Regions from separate parts of the Homo sapiens genome. Here region 2 is linked to region 1. Evidence: chromatin loops called from intact Hi-C (ENCODE). Cell type or tissue: PC-9. All regions are shown on one strand. Each heading gives the region's core, and the rest is flanking DNA. Links, peaks and the distances in the headings are about the cores only.

Region 1 (10,235 bases), core at 1,575-9,574:
AGCCTCCCAAAGTGCTGGGATTACAGGTGTGAGCCACCACACCCAGCCGTTTACATAAACTTTTTTGTTTGCTTGCTAAAAAATGTTTATTGAGCTAGGTGTGGTGGCTCTCACCTGTAGTCCCAGCACTTTGGGAGGCCGAGGCAGGAGGACCATTTTAGCCCAGGAGTTTTGAGACTAGTCTGGCCAACATAGCAAGACTCCATCTCTAAAAAAAATTTTTTTTTTTTAATTAGCCAGGTGTGGAGTATGCATGTAGTCCCAGCTACTCCAGAGGCTAAGGCGGGAGGATTGCTTGAGCCCAGGAGTTCAAGGCTGCAGTGAGCTATGGTCATGCCACTGCACTCCAGTCTGGCAGGAGAGTGGGACCCTGTCTCAACAAAAAATAAAATAAAAATAACAATATTTATTGAAATCTGTATGTGAGACAGCTTGATCTGGGCTTGAATTATTTTTTTTTCTAACTTGGTACAGAGATTGTTGGAAAATAGCTAATCCTCATCCACCTCAAAAATGTCAGTGCTTGTTAGCTAATTCAGAAGAATTGTAAGAGCTCTGTATGTTAGCTCAGATCTGTTAGAAATGTCAGGTGTTTGATTGGATTGGGTTATCCAGATTGGTTGAATTTAGAAAGTAGCTTCTGTGGTTTTGCAGTGAGAATGCAACTTTATATTTCTAATGTGGCTTGTTAAGACTTTGGGATTTCACCAAAATAGTAAAATTTTAAAACTTTTGGGCAGAGCACAGAGGATTTTTAGGGCAGTGAAACTAATATGTATGATACTATAATGGTGGATATATGTCATTATAATTTTTCCAAACCCACAGAATGTATACCACCAAGAGTGAACCCTCATGTAAACTATGGACTTGGGTAATAATGCTGTGTCAGTGTGGGTTCATCAGTTGTCACAAATGTACCGCTCTGGTGGGAGATGTTGATAAGGGAGAAGCTAGGCATGTGTGCAGGTAGGGGGTAAATGGGAAATCTCTAGCTTTCCCTTAATTTTTTTTATGAACCTAAAACTGCTCTAAAAATGCCTTTGGGAAAAACTTTGGGGACCAACATAGGTGCCAACTTATTTTACTAGGTATAAGGATGTTAAAATTATATGATTCAGTATCACCACCATTTTATAAAACATTTTAATATCAAAACCTCAGACAATGGCAACCTTACACTGACAATAAAGAAAAACTTTAAACATTAAAAACAATCCAAATGCAGGAACAGGTACACCATAAAATTTTATTTCACAGTGTTATGCTACTGTTTATTGATATAGGTTTGTCAGTTTGGAGATCTTAGGATTGCAAAATAGTAACATTTTATAAATTTTGGTGCCACCCAAAATGGAGTCTGAATGGCCATTTCTTTCTGGTATTTTTTTTTTTTTAATGTCAGTCATTGTTGAAGAGCTATTTTCAACTACGTATGTGAAAATGGAAGCAACTCTTCTGATGCTACTGTAATCAATTCAGAATATTCTGGGGAAGAACAGCAGCCCCATCTCCAGAAAGGGCTAAAATGAACAATGATAGGCCAAGTGACCAGTTAATAAGCACCACAGAGAAGGGCAATGGAATATATAGCTGCTTTCAGCCAGGTCTGCAATGTGGGACCTTGATCCTGAGTGCCAACCCTAAAGCATCCTGGGAGTTAGTCGGCAACTGCCAGGAGAAGGCCTACCAGTCAGTGGACAAGGCTTTGGCTTAGTTAGTATATGTGTGCTTCTGCCACAGCAGAACACAACTCACTATACCTTGGGTACTGGTTGATTCTTAGATTTTACAGGCTGAACAAATGACTGAAATAATTTCCTGAATGAAGAACCAAAATGTGGTTCTGTAAGCACTGAGTGCGTTGATATAGATGTTGATAGTGATACACTTGGATCCCCAAAGACACAGGGTCTTTGAGCTGTATTATTATTAATTTATTTTTTAGAGGGAGTTTTGCTCTTGTCACCCAGTCTGGACTGCAATGGCACAATCTTGGCTCACTGCAACCTCCACCTCCCAGGTTCAAGTGATTCTCCTGTCTCAGCCTCCCAAGCACCTGGGATTACAGGCACCCACCACCATGCCCAGCTAATTTTTGTATTTTTGGTAGAGAGCCGTGTTGGCCAGGCTGGTCTTGGAACTCGTGACCTCAGGTGATCCCCCTGCCTCAGCCTCCCAAAGTGCTGGGATTACAGGCTTAAGCCACCGCGCCCGGCCATTTGAGCTGTATTAAATCAAGTTAGACAACTGGGAAAAGATGAAGAGAGAAAAATTAAAGTTATTTATAGTGCAAACCCAAATGAGATTTCTCTGTCGCTAAATTCACAAGAAAGTAAGGAATATTATTCAAGATTGCAAATTCTTTCGCTAGATATACACTTGCTCAGAGTCTAAGGATTTTCTTCATAAACAACCACAGTGAGTATTCTGTTCCTAAAACAAGCCTTTTTAATCCAGTTTGGTGGAGGCAGCAGAGTGGGATGGAAAGAGTAATCATCTGTGATCCAGGAAGTCTGCTTTATAATTACCAAGCTGACCTTGAACAAATCACTCTCTTGTCCCTAGTTTCTTTTGTTGTTGTTTTGTTTTTGTTTTTGAGATGGAGTTTTGCTCTTGTTGCCCAAGCTGGAGTGCAATTGCATGATCTCAGCTCACCGCAACCTCCACCTCCCAGGTTCAAGCAATTCTCCTGCCCCAGCCTCCCGAGTAGCTGGGATTACAGGCATGCGCCACCACACCCAGCTAATTCTGTATTTTTAGTAGAGACAGGGTTTCTCCATGTTGGTCAGGCTGGTCTCAAACTCCTGACCTCAGATGATCCGCCTGCCTCGGCCTCCCAAAGTGCTGGGATTACAGGCTTGAGCCACCATGCCCGGCCGTCCCCAGTTTCTTTATAAAATAAAATGGTCCTTTCTGACTTTGAACATGTTATGACGAGTTCAGTAAATCAGATCAGGGTAAGTGTTTCAGAAGGTTCAAACTATTCCTCCCAAGGCAGTTTTGGTGACCTCAAACAGGCTATGACTAAAAACACCTCCAAATACAGTTGACCCTTGAACAACATGGGTTTGAACTGTGTAAATCCACTTATACACAGATTTTTTTCAATAAATACATTGGAAGTTTTTTTTTTTGGAGTTTTTTGACAATTTGAAAAAACACAAACTGCGTTGCCTAGAAATATTTTTAAACATTTTAAAAGGTATGAATGCATAAAATATATGTATATACTAGTCTATTTTATCATTTGCTACTACAAAATATGCACAAATCTATTATAAAAAGCTAAATTTTCTCAAAATTTACACACATATACAGTACATGGTGCCATTCACAGTCCAGAGAAATGTAAACAAATGTAAAGATGCAAGGTTAAATCATAGCCACATAAAACCAACTGGAGTACGTACTGTACTGCAATCATTTTGTAGCTGCCTCCTACTGCTGCGGCAGTGCGCGCAGATGTTGTGAATATCCACTCAAAACGCTATGTGATGCTAATCATCTCTGCATGAGCAGTTCAACTCTCCAGTAAATTTCATGTGGCAGAAAAAAGTACTCTCTCGAGATTCTTAAGTATTTTTCATCATGTTTAGTGCACCATAAACCTCATATAATACCATGGGACCCATATGAAGTGCCACTAGTGATGCTGGAAGTGTTCTCAAGAAGTAGAAGTCATGACATTACAAGAAAAAGCTGAATTGCTTGATATGTATCAAAGATTGAGGTCTGTGGCTGTGGATGCCCCTCATTTCAGTCCCAGGATTCTTTCTGTAAACAGACAATGTAAACTTAACGGAATCAATAAATACAGTAATGTAAATGTATTTCCTTATTTTCTTTCTTTTTTTTTTTTGAACAGGGTCTCACTTTCTCATCCAGGCTGGAGTGCAGTGGCACAATCTCAGCTCACTGCAGCCTCGACCTCCTGGGCTCAAGCAGTCTGCCTTCCTCTGCCTCCCAGAGTGCTAGGATTACAGGCAATGAGCCACCACACTTGGCCCCTTATCATTTTCTTAATAACCTTTGCCTTTCTCTAGTTTACTTATTGTAAGAATATATTATATACTATACATATAACATACAAAATATGTGTTAATCAACTGTTAAGCTTATCAGTAAGGCTCCCAGTTAACAGTAGGCTATTAGCAGTTAAGTTTTGGGGGAATCCAAAGTTATACAAAGATTTTTGACTGCACAAGGCATTGGCAGCCCTAGCCCCTGCATTGTTCAGTGGTCAACTGTAGTACATGAAAGTGTTCACCAATAAACTCCTTAGGTATCGCAGAATTTTTTAAAAAGTCAGAACTGAAAGGAATAGAGTTAGAAAAAGGGAAATGGAAGGTAATGGAGTTCCAGTGACACAAAAAACTAACTTAAAGCATGTGACTAAAAGATTTCTTTCCCCCAAGTCATAGATCAGGATCCTAGTTGGGTTTGTTTGTTTGTTTTTTGTTTGTTTTTTTTGAGACGCAGTCTCTATCTGTCGCCAGGCTGGAGTGCAGTGGCATGATCCCAGTTCACTGCAACCTCCGACCCCGGTTCAAGTGATTCTTCTGCCTCAGCCTCCCGAGTAGCTAGGTTTACAGGCATGTGTCACCACGCCCAGCTAATTTTTTTTGTATTTTTAGTAGAGATGGGGTTTCACCGTGTTGACCAGGATGGTCTCAATCTCCTGACTTCATGATTGGCCTGCCTCGGCCTCCCAAAGTGCTGGGATTATAGGCATGAGCCACCGCGCCCAGCCAGGATCCTAGTTTCTAATGGCTCTTGGGTATTTCACCTGGAATGCTGCTGCTAAGTGGACCTTTTTTTCCCAGAGTCCTTAATAAAAAACCGTTGTTTTAGATCTGCCACTGCTATCAGTGTTGAGAAACATTTTGTGGTCGAGAATTTTTATCATCAACAAGGTTGTCTTTATTGTTGGCTATCCTGTATAGAGGTTTTCAATTTGATAACAGAAGACCTAGAGGAAAGGAGAAAACCATTTGAGCATTTTTCTTGGTTCTTGCCTTCTCTTCCTCCATAACTGGCCCTGCCTCCCCCAGCAGCAGATCTCATTGCCTTACCTGAGCCAAAGGCTGAACTTAGCCTGAGGCGACTGTGTCACCATTATTCCACCACATGACTATACTCTCAAAATGCTGGCTCTTCTAATAGGCCTCTAAAATCTTACTAGAGTCTCGGGTTTTCTTCCTAAACAGCAGGGAGCTCTTCCCTTGATTCAGATGGCAAACCAGGGATATTTGAGCCACCTGGATTGTTTAAATCCCAGGTGGAAAACTTATCTAATTTAGGGCCTTTTATATAGTTGATGATTTTCAAGTGGTTTCTTCTCACGAGCTCGGAGACTTACAGCCCGAGGCCCTGTGAAAGATCTCTCTTGCTTGTTTCTAGCCGTTGAGATGTCTGTCCTCTGATTTCCCATTACTGAAGGAGCTGAGCAGGAATTTGATGTATTATGATCCAAAAGACTGCTCCAGAAACACAGTTACTATTAAGTGTTCTTTAGTCACCTCCTATTTCTACCTCAAGCCTGAAAAAAGTGGTTTTCATAGCCCTTTTTTTACTTGAAAAGAATATTTGTTCTGTAGAATATGAAATACAAAATTTTATGAACTTGGGGTTTCTATGCAAGTTGCACTAAAGACAGGCTCATTCTCTATTACTGGACTGTATAAAATATAGAAAGCTATCTGGCACTTTAACTTCCTTTGCAGTAAACCAGGAGATAATGAGATTCCAAATTAGCTGAAGAAATAGGCACAGATTAAGTTAGTTGCCCAGGGGTCTCATAAATTCAGAGGTGGGCAAAGAACTGTAAGAGGGCTGCATCTCTGCTAGGGATAGTAAGTGGGAATCAGCCTCGGGCCTACTTCTGTCGCACCACAAGGTGGCAGGATTCCCCTTGTCTGAAACCTGAAAGGACAACTGATTTCCATAGTGTATATATTATCTTTGAGTTTAGGTGACTGTGTCAGACTGCTTGTCTATGAGACTAACAGTGTTTCCAGAACCTGATAAGTCTATATCTTTTTCGAGATGTTAACCAGCAAAATATTTTCCACATCAGCTTGGTAGTAGCTTTTCAAAATATTCAGCCCCTATCTCCGTTTGCTTCGTGCAACAGTGGTGCCAGTAGAAGGTAATAAAGTCAAAGACCAGCTTTCAGTAAAACTAAAAATAGCTGTTACTTAGTACATGATTACTATGGGGCCAGGCACTCTGCTAAGCACTTTACATATAATGCATTATCTCATTTATTCTCACAACAACACTGAGATAGGTACTATACTTCATCCCCATTTTATAGATGAAGAAACCAGGATTGCCCATAGCTAGAAAGTGGTAGTCCTGGGGTTTGAACTCAGGCTTGCCTGTCTCCAGAACTACAGCTCTTAACCACCATGAATCAAAAAGATTAATTCATAGGGATGCACTGAAGTCATATTTCTATGATCAGATTAAATAGTTGATGAGATAATCATAGTTCATAAAGACTTTATGTCCTAAAGTGGGGCCAAAATTCCTTACCAAACTGCAAAAGTATTCATGTATACCCTCAGGGCAAGTATACACTACACCCTTTGCTTTCAACAAAACCAAACCTTAGTTTCTCTACTTTGATTCTAAAGACAGGGCAAGGTTTTATTTGCCAAAATTTAAATCACTGATCATTTCAAAAAGACTTTAGGTATGTAAAATACAATGGTTTCTAAAAAACTGATTTGCAGCCAGGTATGGTGTGTTCATGCCTGTAATCCCAGGACTTTGAGAGGCTGAGGCGGGAGGATCACTTGAGCCAAGGAGTTGGAGGCCAGCCTGGGCAACATAGTGAGACCTCGTCACTACAAATTTAAAATATAAAAATAAAAATGTTAAAAACCTGATTTGTTCCCAACATGCCAATAAGGAAGGTTTTGTATATATATGTATTTTTTTTAATGTTTAATTTTTTTTTTATTTTTCTTTAGGAGACAGTCTTGCTCTGTTGCCCAGGCTGTAGTGCAGTGGCACAATCTCGGCTCACTGCAACCTCCACCTCCCAGGTCAAGCAATTCTCCTGCCTCAGCCTCCCGAGTAACTGGGACTACAGGCGCATGCTACCACGCCCGGCTAATTTTTTGTATTTTAGTAGAGACTGGGTTTCACTGTGTTTCCCAGGCTGGTCTCGAACTCCTGAGCTCAGACAATCCACCTGCCTCAGCCTCTGAAAGTGCTAGGATTACAGCATGAGCTACAGCACCCAGCCGAAGGTTTTGTATATTAAAAGTCCTGAGAAGCCCTTCAGAAAAGTAACCTGTGTCACTTTGTTTAAACCTGTTTTTTTTGTTTTTTTTTTTCCTTAAATGATTTTTGTCTTTCTGCTACAGAGCCTTTCTTCCTCCCCCAGAGAACTGGCACACATCCCTTGGAATCAGCATTTCTTGCAGCCCCTTTCAGGACATGCTGCCCTGTACAACAGCTGTAAAGTACTTACCATTCCTCCATACACTGCCCTCTGTCATGCTTCTGTGCCTTTGTATGTAGAGTTCCTTCTTCCAGGAATGGCTTCTCTTCTCCATCTGGATGAACTGCTACTTGTCCTTTAAGAAATGGCTCAAATGTCACCCTCTCTATGAAGTGTTTTCCAATTCTCATAGATTGTCTCTCCTTTCATTGCACTGAGAATGCTATTCCAGAACTTAAATTTCATGTTATTATTTCTTCATGTTTTCTCTTACACTAGAATGTTGTCCCCTTAAGATTAATGACCATGTTTTATTTATCTTTATTACCACCTGCAGCTCTAACTGCACCTGGCACTTAGTAGGTGCTCAAAAAATGTTTGTTAAAGGAATGAATGAAGATGAAGAAACTGAGACTCAATGTTTAAGTGACTTAAGGTCGCATGGTTTTTGGGATTCACACACAAGGTGCCTTGACTCAGAGTACAGTGCTCTTTCTCTATACCTGAACAGCAAGTATGTGGTAGAAGTCCAGCTGTTCCCCCACCCGTACCCCAGGGCAGACAACACTAATAATCAAGCTCCACCAAACCCAGCCTTTTGCTCTGGAACCTCAAGCTCTGCCTGCCCTATTCCATGCTATCCTCTCCTATCAGACCATTTCTGTGGGCGTGGCAGAGTAGCTGGGGATTGCAGAGCTCCCCACTGCTCTGCTAAAGATAAGGTACACTGAGCTGGCTCACTGTGGCTTAGCAGCCCTTGTTCCCCATAAAAGAGACCCTCAAGCAGGGAACTAAAGGCTTCTGAGTTTTCACTTCTCTACCTGCCCCAATGCCTCCAGCTAGTCCTAGAATCCTGATTTGGAAAAGCTGCTGCCCCTTGTTTGGCTACCTGGCTCTGGTGGAGCAGATTGTGCTCCTCACTCACTCATACCAAGGTTTGGCCAGATATTTCCTCCTTAATTTTGTAGATGGAGTGTTGGAATGTTTACTAATAAATAATAGGAAAAGAAGATGAATGCAGCAGCCTGGAAACAACCCAGCTTATGGAACATACATTTCATCACTAAGGTCTTGCCCAAGACTGGTCTGGCTGATACAAAATGTACTGCAGCATATCACCTCCTTTCTTTTTCCTTGCTCACTTCTCTCTGGAAATAATCACCTCCCAAATCCCCATCTCCACCCTACTTTCCTTCTCCAGCCCCTCAGCCCAAAAGAGGCTGTTCCATTTTGTTCATATGACCAAGAGGACTGAATATCACTAATAGTTTAATAGGCATTGAGGCACCTTCCTTACTCCCCTCTTATGAGGAGAAAAGGATGGTTCTCCCTGCTCCTTCTGTTGGTTTCTACAGCTTTATACCCATCAAAAGGTATATCAAAATAACTTTTCGGTATGCAGCTGTTCCAGAGACATCTGACAGATAGAAAGATAAAGTTGATAACTTCATGCTTTCATACATCCAGTAAGTTTGATGACTAGGTAGAGTTGTTAAAATGGCTGATATTTATTGAGCACTTAACAGTATACCAGATACTGTGCTAAGTGCTTTATGTAAATAATCTCATTTACTCTTCATTATGTTTCTACATTATAGATACTATTCTAATCCTCATTAGAGAAAAGTGGGGCTTAAGATAACTTGCCTAATGGCACATAGAAAGTGGTAGAGCCTGGATTCAAACACAGATATGTCTAACTTTAAATGTAGTCTATGACCTTAACTACTACATTCTTCTAACAATCAGAACTGTCCAGTAATGGAAGGAAGGGGCCATTTTGAGAGATAATGAGTAAATTCCTGATTATGGGAGGTATTTAATCAGGTACTGGACAAACAGTAATCTCAAAGGTCTTCTCTACAAATACAGCTCATGCTAATATCAGTGATGTCAGTGATTATTTTCTATTTGCCAATATAATGGCTTCTGATTAGTCATCCTTCCCTTTCCATCTGCAATCATTGTCATCTTCATCATCACCATTAACATCATCATCATCATCATCATCATCATCATCATTAACACTCTCATCATCTCTAATTAGCACATACTATGTGCCAGGCACCTTTCTTTGCAGTTTTACTTACATTAACTTATTTATTCATAACAACCCTATGAAGTAGATATTATATTATTATCATCCCCATTTTATGGATGAGGAAACTGAGAAGTAAAGCGATTTGTCCAAGATCTCACAGCTAAAGACAGAGCTGGGATTATAACCCAGGCCATCTGGCACTAGTCCATTCCTTACCACTACATGGCACTCTCTTAATATTTGACACATATACCATACTCTTAAAATGTATCTTTTTTATCATCACAATATTTATTGTAAAAAGTAAAATGACACAGAAATACATAACATAGAATTTGAAAGTCCTCCATAATCCTGTCCTAGAGATAATTACTGTCCTTTGCACTAACTACATATTTACATATACTTATGAGTTATGCTATATATATTGCTCACTAATGTGTACTTTTCATATTTTTAGCCCTAACAGTATATATGGGAATATTCTTCCATGACACTTAAAGCTCTACATCATGCCTTTGAATGACCATATTATATGGCAATAAAAATGTACTAGTATTTCTACTGGTAGACATTTTTTTCCCATTGTTTGCTATTATAAACAAATCTAAAAGATATATTTATGTATGTATAGGTGTATATTTGTATATATACTTATATTTATAAATACATATTTTGTGTAAGGATTTCAAAAGACAAATTCTTAGAAGTGGTCTTTCAGAGTCAAAGGTTACAGGC
Region 2 (10,235 bases), core at 1,246-9,245, 100 kb before region 1:
TGTGGAAACAATGAAACAGGTTTTTTTAGTCCATTTGTGTTGCTGTAAAGGAATACCTGAGGCTGGGCAATTTATCAAGAAAAGAGGTTTATTTGGCTCATGGTTCTGCAGACCATACAGGAAGCATGACACCAGCATCTGCATCTGATGAGGGCCTCAGACTGCTTCTGTTCGTGGTGGAAGGGGAAGAGGCGCTGGCATATGCAGAGGTCACTGATGAGGGAGAGAGAGAGAGAGAGAAAGCAAGAGATTAGGGGTTGGTAGGTGCCAGGCTGTTTTCAACAGCCAGCTCTAGAAGGAACTAATGGAGTGACAACTCATCATGGAGAGGACAGCACCAAGACATTCATGAGGGATCTGCCCCCACCACCCAAGCACCTCTTTTTAGGACCCACCTCCAACATTGGGGATCAAACTTCCATTTGAGGTTTGGAGGGCCAAATATCCAAACTATAGCAAGGTTATAAAATAGTATCTATAGAAGGGGCTCTTTTTCTCTTCGCTGAACCATTTGTTAGTATAAGCATGGGCTCTAAGGGCAGACCACCTGGATTTAAATCCCAGCTCCTACATCCCCTAATTCTACTCACTGTCCCCTCAATGCAATTACTCTCCAAATCCAAATGCCACTCAAGCTTTTCCTCAACCATGGAACACAGTATTCTCCCCTCTATATCTACCTATGGAAATCCTAGTCTTTTTCAAGATCAAGCTCTCCATCGCATCTCCTTAAAGCTTGCCTTTGCTTCTCCTCTATCCAGGAGATCCACCCTTCAGAGAATTCCTCTGGTACTCACTGTCTAAGGAGCTGCTTTGAAAAGATCTTTTCCACTATATTAGTCCATTCAGGCTGCTATAGCAAAGTTCTATAGATTGGATATCTTATAAACAACAGAAATGTATTCCTCATGGTTCTGGAGACTGGAAAGTCCAAGAACAAGGTGCAGGCCAACTTGGTGTCTGACGAGGGCCCACTTTCTGGTTCATAGATGGTGCCTTCTTGCTGTGCCCTCACCTAGTAAATGAGGCAAAAGAGCTTTCTGGAGCCTCTTTTATGAGGGTACTGATCTCATTCATGAGGGTTCCACTCTTGTAACCTAATCACCTCTCAAAGGCCCCACCTCCCAATATTATGCCATCCCCTTGGGTATTAGGTTTCAATATATGAATTTTGAGGGACACAAACATTCACTCTGTGTCACCTAACCTGTATTTGTTGACTCACCTTTTATGTATAAATACCTTATTTTCCTAAATAAGTTTACACTTTTGAGGCCAGGAAACATACAGATGGTAAGTGCTTTGTGTTTCTCAATTAATTTCAGGCCCCTGCAACACATCAAACCACAGTCGCATAGTTATAATACCCAAGAACTTTGCTATAATGCTGTCCAGCATCACCCAGGATAGGTACTCTCATATTCTGTTGGTAAGGAGGTACAGCCCTTTGGACAGTAATTTGTCTGCAGCTCTCAAAATTTTAAATATCTATACATTTTGACCTGGTGACATGGTTTGAATGTTTGTCCCTCCAAATCTCATGTTGAAATGTAATCCCCAGTGTTGGAGGTGGAGCCAGTAGGAGGTATTTGGATCATGGGGGCGGATTCCTCATCAATGGCTTGGTGACGAGTGACTTCATCTGAGATCTGGTTGTTTAAAAATGTATGGCACCTCCCTAACTCCCTCTCTTGCTCCTGCTCTCCCCACACGACCCATCTGCTCACCCTTTGCCTTCTGCCATGATTGTAAGGTTCCTGAGCCCCTCACTAGAAGCGGGTGCTGGAGCCATGCTTGTACAGCCTGTAGAACTGTGAGCCAATTAAACCTCTTTTCTTTATAAATTACCCAGTCTCAGGTATTCCTTTGCAGCAACACAAGAATGGCCTAACATACCTGGCAATTTCTAGAAGTGTGTCCCAAAGAAATACCCTCAAAACTGTCTAAAAATATGTATGAATAGGAATATTTGCAGCATTGTTTATAATCATGAAAAATTGGAAACAACCTAAATGCTCAACATTAGGAGGTTGAACAACTTACTGCAATGAAATACTAGGTAACGTTTAAGAAGACTAAGTCCAAATATACTGACATGGAAAGATGCCCAAGATATACCATATATTATTAAAAGGAAATTGCCAAACGTTATTAAATGACTTATTTTTTAAAACATGCATATAGATGTATTTGCATGCATAGAAAAAGTATCTGTTTCACACCAAATTGTCAATAGAAGGTGTCCCTAGGAATAGGATAGGAAGTGGGGAAATGTTCTCGTTTTACTTTATGCACTTCCAGAACATTTGAATTTTTTTCAAATTTTAAATTTATAATTCTTTAAACATAGATTCACCAAAAGAGATAAACACGATGGTCCATTATACATTCATCAAGAAGTTTAATTACTAGCATGCCCACTTCATTATCAAGCAGTTGGGGCACAGGCATGGGCACAAGGGCCTCGGCAGGCTGCGCTGTGGCTTAAGCCTCAGCAGAGTTTCAGACCCTGCTTTTTTTCCCTGAGGATGGCATACAAGATGTTCAATTAGCCATAGCAGTTGAGGTCAGGGAGGGATAAAATGGGCAAGGGAGCCAAGAGGGTGCTGGCCCAGAGCAAGGTCGGGGTGAAGCCACACAGACTCCACCCATTCAAAACTGTCCTGTTGGGCCAGGCACGGTGGCTCACACCTGTAATCCCAGCACTTTGGGAGGCTGAGGTGGATCACTTGAGGTCAGGAGTTCGAGACCAGCCTGGCCAACATAGTGAAACCCCATCTCTACTAAAAATACAAAAATTAGCCAGGTGTGGTGGCAGGTGCCTGTAATCCCAGCTAGTGGGGAGGCTGAGGCAGGCGAATCACTTGAGCCCAGGAGGCAGAGGTTGCAGTGAGCCAAGATTGCACCACTGCACTGCAGCCTGGGCAACAGAGTGAGACTCTGACTCAGAAAACAAAACAACAACAACAACAACAAAAGAACTGACCCCCCCAACCCAACCTTCCCTCCGGATTACTCTCCAATCCCTCTGGCCTCTCAAATCATATTTAATGCCCTTCTAGTTCTCACAGTTTAGCCCTAAATTATTTTCATTGTCTCTTTCCAATCAGTCGTAAGTGGAATGCATGATAGCATTTTGAAGTCAATGAGAGGATTCTAGTCCTTCCCTCTCCCTCAGGTCCTTTCTGATCCAATAGTCTGAAAGTTTGAATATGTATTTTGCTTATGTTAAGGCTTTAAGACAGAACAAAATGCACATATCTCTCTAGGAGGTCCCATCTTATTCTGTTCTCAGACAATGACACCTTACAAGAAATGGAGGATTGGGGAAAGAGTTGGATCTGGGGTTGGTGGGAAGAAGGAAGTGGATGGCAAAGCCCAGACTGAGGGTGGGTAGGAAGTGTGGAGGATGTAATGAAACTGGGCACACTAGAGGGGCCCCGTCTACCTCACTTAGCTCGCTTAGCCCGGTCACCTGAGGACCATTTTAAAAATGCAGATGCCTAAGCCCTGCTTCCAATATTCTAATTTGATTGGCCTAGCATGAGGCCCAAATATCTGTCATTTGAAAGCCTTCCAGGTAATGCAGACATGCTGTCAGGTGTGACATGACTAAGTCAGAGGGAGACGTTTGTACTCACAGACTGGGAAGACAGGGGACGCACAGAAAGGATGCAAGTCAGCCCAATGTCTGACCCCACAGGGAGGGGACCTGCTCTGAATGGCTGGGGATCTGACACAGGCTCTCGGCTCCTGGAGCACTTACCTTTCCTAACCCTGGAGGATGCAGTCTTGGGGGAGAAAGAGCAAGTCCTACAAGCAGGGAAATTAGGACAAACCGGCCCCTCCTCAGCTGTCCCACTGCGCTGCCCAGGGAAAGCTCAGGCTGCTGGTGCCTTTGTACAACTTCTGAGCCATTTCCTGGCCTTTGAAATGAGCCCTTTCCATGGGCAGAACAAAGTGAAGAGTTAAGGAAAATTTCCACATAAAACAGACTCCAAATTTAGCTATTAAGGAACCAGACTCCCAAGGCAGCCATTAGCAAAGCTAAGATTCACTGGCTATCCGCACAGAACTTCATTTTGTCTTTTGGGAATTTGGGATGAATTCGGATTAGAAACAAACATTTTAAATAACATCCTCCAAAAATCTGGTTCAGCAATTAGCAGCTTCATTTAATTACAGGGGAAGGAGAGGACAGAGAGAAAGAGGGAGAGAGAAAAAAAAGAGGGGCATTGATGGCTGAAGGGTTTTTCTTTTTTCCTCTCTTGCAAATAATTCCTTTAACCATTCCAACACCAAATAGAAAGAATTTTAAAAATATATTTACAGATAAGCTGTCGGCCTCTTCCCCGTGAAGAAGTAAATCAGATCCATGAGGACTGCAAGCACATGGGACTCCTCGTTGGCAGAGGCAGCATTTTTTCTCAGGTAAGAGAAAGACTGGTTTTTACCTATCGCTCTAGGTAGGAGTCTCTCTGATTTCCTAATGCTGGTCACAGTTTCTTCACAGCTGTGAAGATGTCCTAATGCTGGTTGCAGTTTTTACACAACTGTGCCGAGGTACCCAGCCACATGTCATCTAGGGATGAAGCTCGGGTACAAAAAAAAAAAAGGCGGAGACAGTGCAGCTCTCAGGCCACTAGGGGGCGCTGAGTGAAAATGGTTTGGTTGTCGCGGCTCTTTGGGGTAAAGATAGAGGCAGACAGAGGATGGTCAAAGCGGACAACTAACAGTATGGATGATAAACATCACAGTCATGCAGTAAATAATCTATCTCCTGTATAATTAATTCTAACCCCTGTGAAAGCAATTCTGGCCGTTCTTAGCTCAGCCCAGGGCTCTGACTTGGTGACCCTGCTAAGCCTTAGTGGCCTCTGTGGCTGGGAGCAACACGACAGCACCTGCAGGCCCGGGTGACGCCTGTCGGAGAGATGGAGGACCACCTGGGCATAGCCCCCATTGCCAAACTCAAAATCAGCCAGAGCCAGTGTCCTTCACCCTTAGGCTGGGAGATTCAGAGGTCGAGCCCTCCCCACTCCCTTCCTTGAAAAGCCATGCCCAGCTCCACAGTCAGGACCCTGGCTTGCCCTGCACACACTGCCCGAGAGGCTGCCCCTCACAGCAACAGCCTCTCCCCAGGGATGGGCTACAGGGTGGAGACTTAAGAGAGAAGGTAACTTCTGCTCCTCCCTAATTTGTCCTGTCCTTTGTTAACTTTCTTTCCCATTTTAAACATTCCTCATCCTTCCCAGTTTCCCTGCTCCATCCCTGCCTCTCACAACTTCAGTGGATACTGAAATATCTGCTTCTTGCCTCATACTTCTCAGATAAAATTGAAACTATCAGGCAAAACCTCTATATAAACTCATCGGTCCCCGCATTTATTCTTTCCTCCCGTGTTAGTCCCCCCCCCCAGCCTGCTATCACAAAGCGCCATAGCCTGGGTGGCTTATACATCATAGAAGTTCATTTCTCATAGTTCTGGAGGCAGAGAAGTCCAAGATCAAGGTGCCAGCAAGTTCAGTGTCTGGTGAGGGCGCTCTTTCTAAGCGGCCATCTTTCTGCTGTGACCTCACATTGCAGAAGGGGCAAGAGAGCTCCCTGGGCCTTCATGGGCTTTGCCCTCCTGAGCTAATCACTTCCCAAAGGCTCCACTTCACAAGACCATCACCTTGGGAGTTAGGGTTCCAACATAGGAATTCAAGGGGTAGAGGCACAAATGTCCAGATCATAGCACTTCCTTCCCTGAAGGTTCCAGAAATGAGGCATTTCTCCTTTTCAAATCTAGATCTTCCATCTGTGTGCTTGTTTCTCCAAGCTCCCTCCACCTTCACTCAAGGAAACCCCCATGTTTTCTTGCATCTTCAATTTTTCCCCAACTTCCCCTTCCCCTTTAAACAAAACAGACTTAAAGTTCTCCCAGCCCAAACAACAAAGCCAGAATGAGCACTTTTGCTGGGATGTGCTCTGTGATTTTTTTTCTAGTCCAGGTCATAAATATTTTTCTGTACAAACCAGATAACATAATTTAATGATTATGAATCGTAAGACATGCAATTTATAAAGACATGAGATACTTGTGTACTTGCTTAGCTCTTCCTTTGTTATTTGGCAAAATTTGTTATGTGCTAAGCAACAGGTGTCATTCTGGAAACTGAAACTATTAGGTTGCTGTAAAAGTAATTGCAGTTTTTGTGATTTTTTTTAATTGCAAAAACTGCAATTACTTTTGCACCAACCTAATACGGTGATAAATAAGATCTGGTCCTTCCTTCGTGGAGCTGGTGGGAGAGAAAGGCAAATACATAGAAAATTACAATATAATGTAGTAAGCTCATCTATAAATATTTTTTAAAAGATATTCAAGGGGGAAAGAGAAGGGACTTCTAGGCCAGGCTTTCTGGGTAGCAGAATCTTAAATAATGAGATAAACAACCAAACTGTGCATGAAATGTGGCAGAGTACAAAGAACTAATTTTGCACACCACATCACACCACACAGATGTGGCTGGTGCAAAGGCTTGAGTAGTCAGTGGAGCTGGTATGAAGCCCTTCCTGCTTGTCAGGCACTGTCCTAACACTTTGCATGAACTGACTCATTTAATGCTCCCAACAAGCCTATAAAATAAGTACTATTACTATCCTTATTTTACAGATAAAGGAAAAGACACACAGAGAGGTTAAGTAATGACAGAACCAGGATCCAAACTCAGGTAGTCTGATTTCAGAATCTGTCCTCTGAGGAAGACAAATCTAAGGGGACAAGACTGGAGACAGGGGGTCCCTCTGGGAGCCAAGGAGGCTGTTTGAACCTGAGCTGTGGTAGTAGAGATAGAGGAGATATTCTGAGGATAATCCTGGAAAATGCACAGACTGTGGATATGAAGAACCAGAGAGAGTCGAGGAAGAAGCTCTCATGTTGGTTTGGAGTGGGCAAGAATGAGTCCAGCTTTGAGCATGCTCCATTCAAGGTGTTCATAAACATCTCACTCTATCTACAGATGCTTCTTGACTTATAGTGGGGTTACCTCCTGATAAACCCCTCCTAAATTGAGAATATTTTAAGTCAAAAATGCAGTTAATACACCTAACCAACTGTACATCATAGCTTAGCCAGCATACCTTAAATGTGCTCAGAACACTTGCATTAGCCTACAGTTGAGCAAAGTCATGTGACAAAGCCTATTTTATAATAAAGTGTTGAGTATCTCATGTAATTTATTGACTACTGTACTGAAACTGAAAAACAGAAAGGTTGTATAGATACTTGATGTACAATTTCTACTAATGTGTATCACTTTCCCATCATTGTAAAGTCAAAAATATTCTGTCAGGGACCATCTGTAGAAGTCTGTAGCTCGGAGGAAATGACTGAAGATCATGTTTTATAGGTCATCAGCATTTACACAGTGAGATGAGGAAATCTCCCAGGAAGTCTAATGTCTAGATGAGAAGCTCAGTGAGATGAAGATAGAAACCTGCACAACACTGACTTTTAACGGGCAGGAGAGGCCGGGCACGGTGGCTCACGCCTGTGATCCCAGCACTTTGGGAGGCCGAAGCGGCAGATCACTTGAGGTTAGGAGTTTGAGACCAGCCTAGCCAACATAGTGAAGCCCTGTCTCTACCAAAAATATAAAAAATTAGCTGAGTGTGGTGGCACACACCTGTAATCCCTGCTACTCAGGAGGCTGAGGCAGGAGAATTGTGTGAACCTGGGAGGCGGAGGTTGCAGTGAGCCGAGATTGTGCCACTGCACTCCAGCCTGAGCGACAGAGTGAGACTCTGTCTCAAATAAAATAAAAATAATAACAGTAATAATAATAAAAGGCAGGAGAAGGAAAAAGCTGCCCAGGTAGAGGCAGAAAGCGTGGACAGGTATGAAGAGAATAAGAAGAGTGTGAAGTCATGGAAGAAAGAGACAGGAGAGGTTCAGGAAGTGGGGGAATTCCAAAGAGTCAAGTGCAGAGAAGGCCAGAGAGAATGAGGGCTGGAAGATGACCAGTGGATTCCACACTTGCAGGTAACTTTAGTAGAGTGGTTGATGAGGCAGAAGTCAGACTGCAACCAATTGAGATGTGAATGGGGGAAGGGCAAAGTAATAAATAATGGCCAATAAGCACCAACCAGTCTTTTTAGTGATGTGGCTAAAAGCAGGAAGAAAGCATTTGCGAGGTAGCCATAGGGGACAAGGGGGTCAACAAAGATTTGTATTTGGTGTGGTCTAGATTGGGGTTATGAGAGCTTTAAGCCTGCTTGTTTATAGGCTAAGGGGAAGTTGAAGGGGCGTTTCCTGGAGTGAAGGAGATGGGAGAATCCAGGGTCAAGGGCATAGGTGGACAATTTGGAGTTGAACAGCAAATACACCTTGTTCTCTGAGCCTTTAGGAAAGTTTATAAAAATGGATGTGAGAGCAAACAAGTTTGTCTTGCGTGGCAGCTTCAATTTTCTGAGAAGTATGAGGCATGATTGTCTATGAAATAGAGGGAGAGGCGCAGGAGTTGAGTAAGGAAATTGAGAGGAATGATAAAGGTTTAGATTGAGAAAGGACGCTGACAATGAACAAGAAAAGTTGGGGTGACCCACAGAAGTTGGAGACCCTGAATATCTAGCGGCATCACTCAGCCTAGCTGTGTGATTTTTCTCTAACTCTTCTCAGCCATCTAGATTAGAAAAAAGCCATTCAATAAAATATTTCATTAGCGCTGGGATTGGCTGTGGTGTGGGTGCAGCAGAAAAAGGGTAGAAATGCAAGCAAAATGAGGGGCAAGTGTGAGCCTACTTCATTCAACTCTGCGTTCTGAGCTGGGTAGAAAGGAAGGAGGAGACCTGAGTGGAGCAATAGACCTGAAAACAATGGGTGAATGAGGATTCTGAAGTCTTCATGAAAAGGAAAGCTGTAGTGGGAATCAGAAATTGAGTTGTTCCTGGTGAAGAGGAGGCTCATGGCATTGGCCATGGGTATGAATGGTTGCAGAAGGGTGGACATAAAGATTCTGGGAGTTGTGGCAATAAGGGCAGTGAGAAGTGAGTTTGCTGGGTTGCACATATGGACATGGAAGTCACCCTGGGCAGAAATGGAGTATAGCGAGGGGCCTAAGACTTCAGTGAAGGTGTAGAATGACCAGGAGGTAAATGTATGACAAAAAGGAAAAGGGGCAGAGCCAAATTGTACAAGGGTTTGTATGGAGACTGGAGGGTGAATGGCCTGGATTCAGCATTGGGGATGGAGGAGGAACCAAACTGAGAGAAACATGAGAAACATCCTAAACACAAGGTTTTGGATTTTTAGTTTAGTGCATTTCCTCAAAGTCATATTTGATTCTCTGATGATTTGTTTTCTTATTTTTTGGTGTCTCCTCAGACATTTCGCATTGCGCCCTCAATGTGCATCACTAAACCAGAAGTTGATTTTGCAGTAGAAGTATTTCGTTCTGCCTTAACCCAACACATGGAAAGAAGAGCTAAGTAACATTGTCAGAAATAAATAAAACCACAAGTCTCAAGAATTTGCCACGTATGTTCAAGGGTGAATTTGAAGAATTTCAGAACCACTGGTATCCAGAGAAAGCCTGCAGCTCTCCACAGGAGCTGTAAAAGTCATGGTTGACTGCCTACCAACCATATTTGTTAGCAGAGCCCCTCTTATCTTGAGAACTCCATTCTTCAGGGAAAGGATCTCCCTAGCTCAGAGAATAAATCCTAATTAGTTTATGTTAGGTATGGTAATTTGATTCCCCTTTGCAGTGATTGGTTTATGCATGAATATGTGATGTATTTTTGTCCAGTGAATCTTGAAGAAAAATCTTTTGGTGGAGGTGCCTTCAGGGAAAGTTTTCTTCACCCTCACTCTTCAGTTCAAGAAGAGATGTCTTCTTGTTGCGCTGAGAACACCATATGTTCATGACGAGATTCCTGGCACCATGTCAGCCGGCTTGTAGTCATGAGGACAACCCTTTTTGGTGAGGTTGGAAGATGGATGGAAGCCAAGTGCTTAGTGATGTCAAAGAAGCACTCACTTAAGCATTCCTGGAGCCACCCTACCTCAGGGCCTCTTGATATTTGAGGTAATAAATTCATTGTTCTGTATAAGGCTTTTTTATTTTTCACTGTTACGGTCAAAAGCATACTGAGAAATGAGGCAGAAAATACTCCCAAAGAAAGAACAAGTTCCCTCTCCTTTAACTCCCTTAAAACATCTGTCAGAGCCTTCTTTTCTGGTCCTTACCTAC

The links. A loop is a pair of places that touch in the nucleus more often than their neighbours do. Peaks named below come from ENCODE experiments on the same cell type or tissue, not always from the same donor. Only the 100,000 strongest peaks of a DNase experiment are listed, where the experiment ranks them.
Region 2: a loop joins it to region 1, with 5 times the contacts of the local background. A loop is called at or near these places in 2 of 110 quality-filtered maps.

What each region holds. Positions count from the first base shown.
Region 1 is chr5:34,894,127-34,904,361 of GRCh38, reverse strand. It overlaps TTC23L (tetratricopeptide repeat domain 23 like), which reads right to left. Exons shown (of 11, transcript NM_144725.4): 10 at 7,487-7,592; 11 at 3,851-4,972. The coding sequence ends at 7,584. Among named protein-coding and RNA genes, the nearest start is that of RAD1, 16 kb to the left of the region's middle. In PC-9, for the core only: CTCF peaks have their summits at 5,673 and 5,877 (motif pointing right); DNase peaks (open chromatin) are centred at 5,921 and 6,531.
Region 2 is chr5:34,997,959-35,008,193 of GRCh38, reverse strand. It overlaps AGXT2 (alanine--glyoxylate aminotransferase 2), which reads left to right. Exons shown (of 14, transcript NM_031900.4): 13 at 4,333-4,431; 14 at 9,368-10,092. The coding sequence ends at 9,475. Among named protein-coding and RNA genes, the nearest start is that of AGXT2, 45 kb to the left of the region's middle. RefSeq lists an enhancer at 4,738-4,787. In PC-9, for the core only: CTCF peaks have their summits at 4,432 and 4,634 (motif pointing right); a DNase peak (open chromatin) is centred at 4,633; H3K27me3 peaks cover 3,020 bases.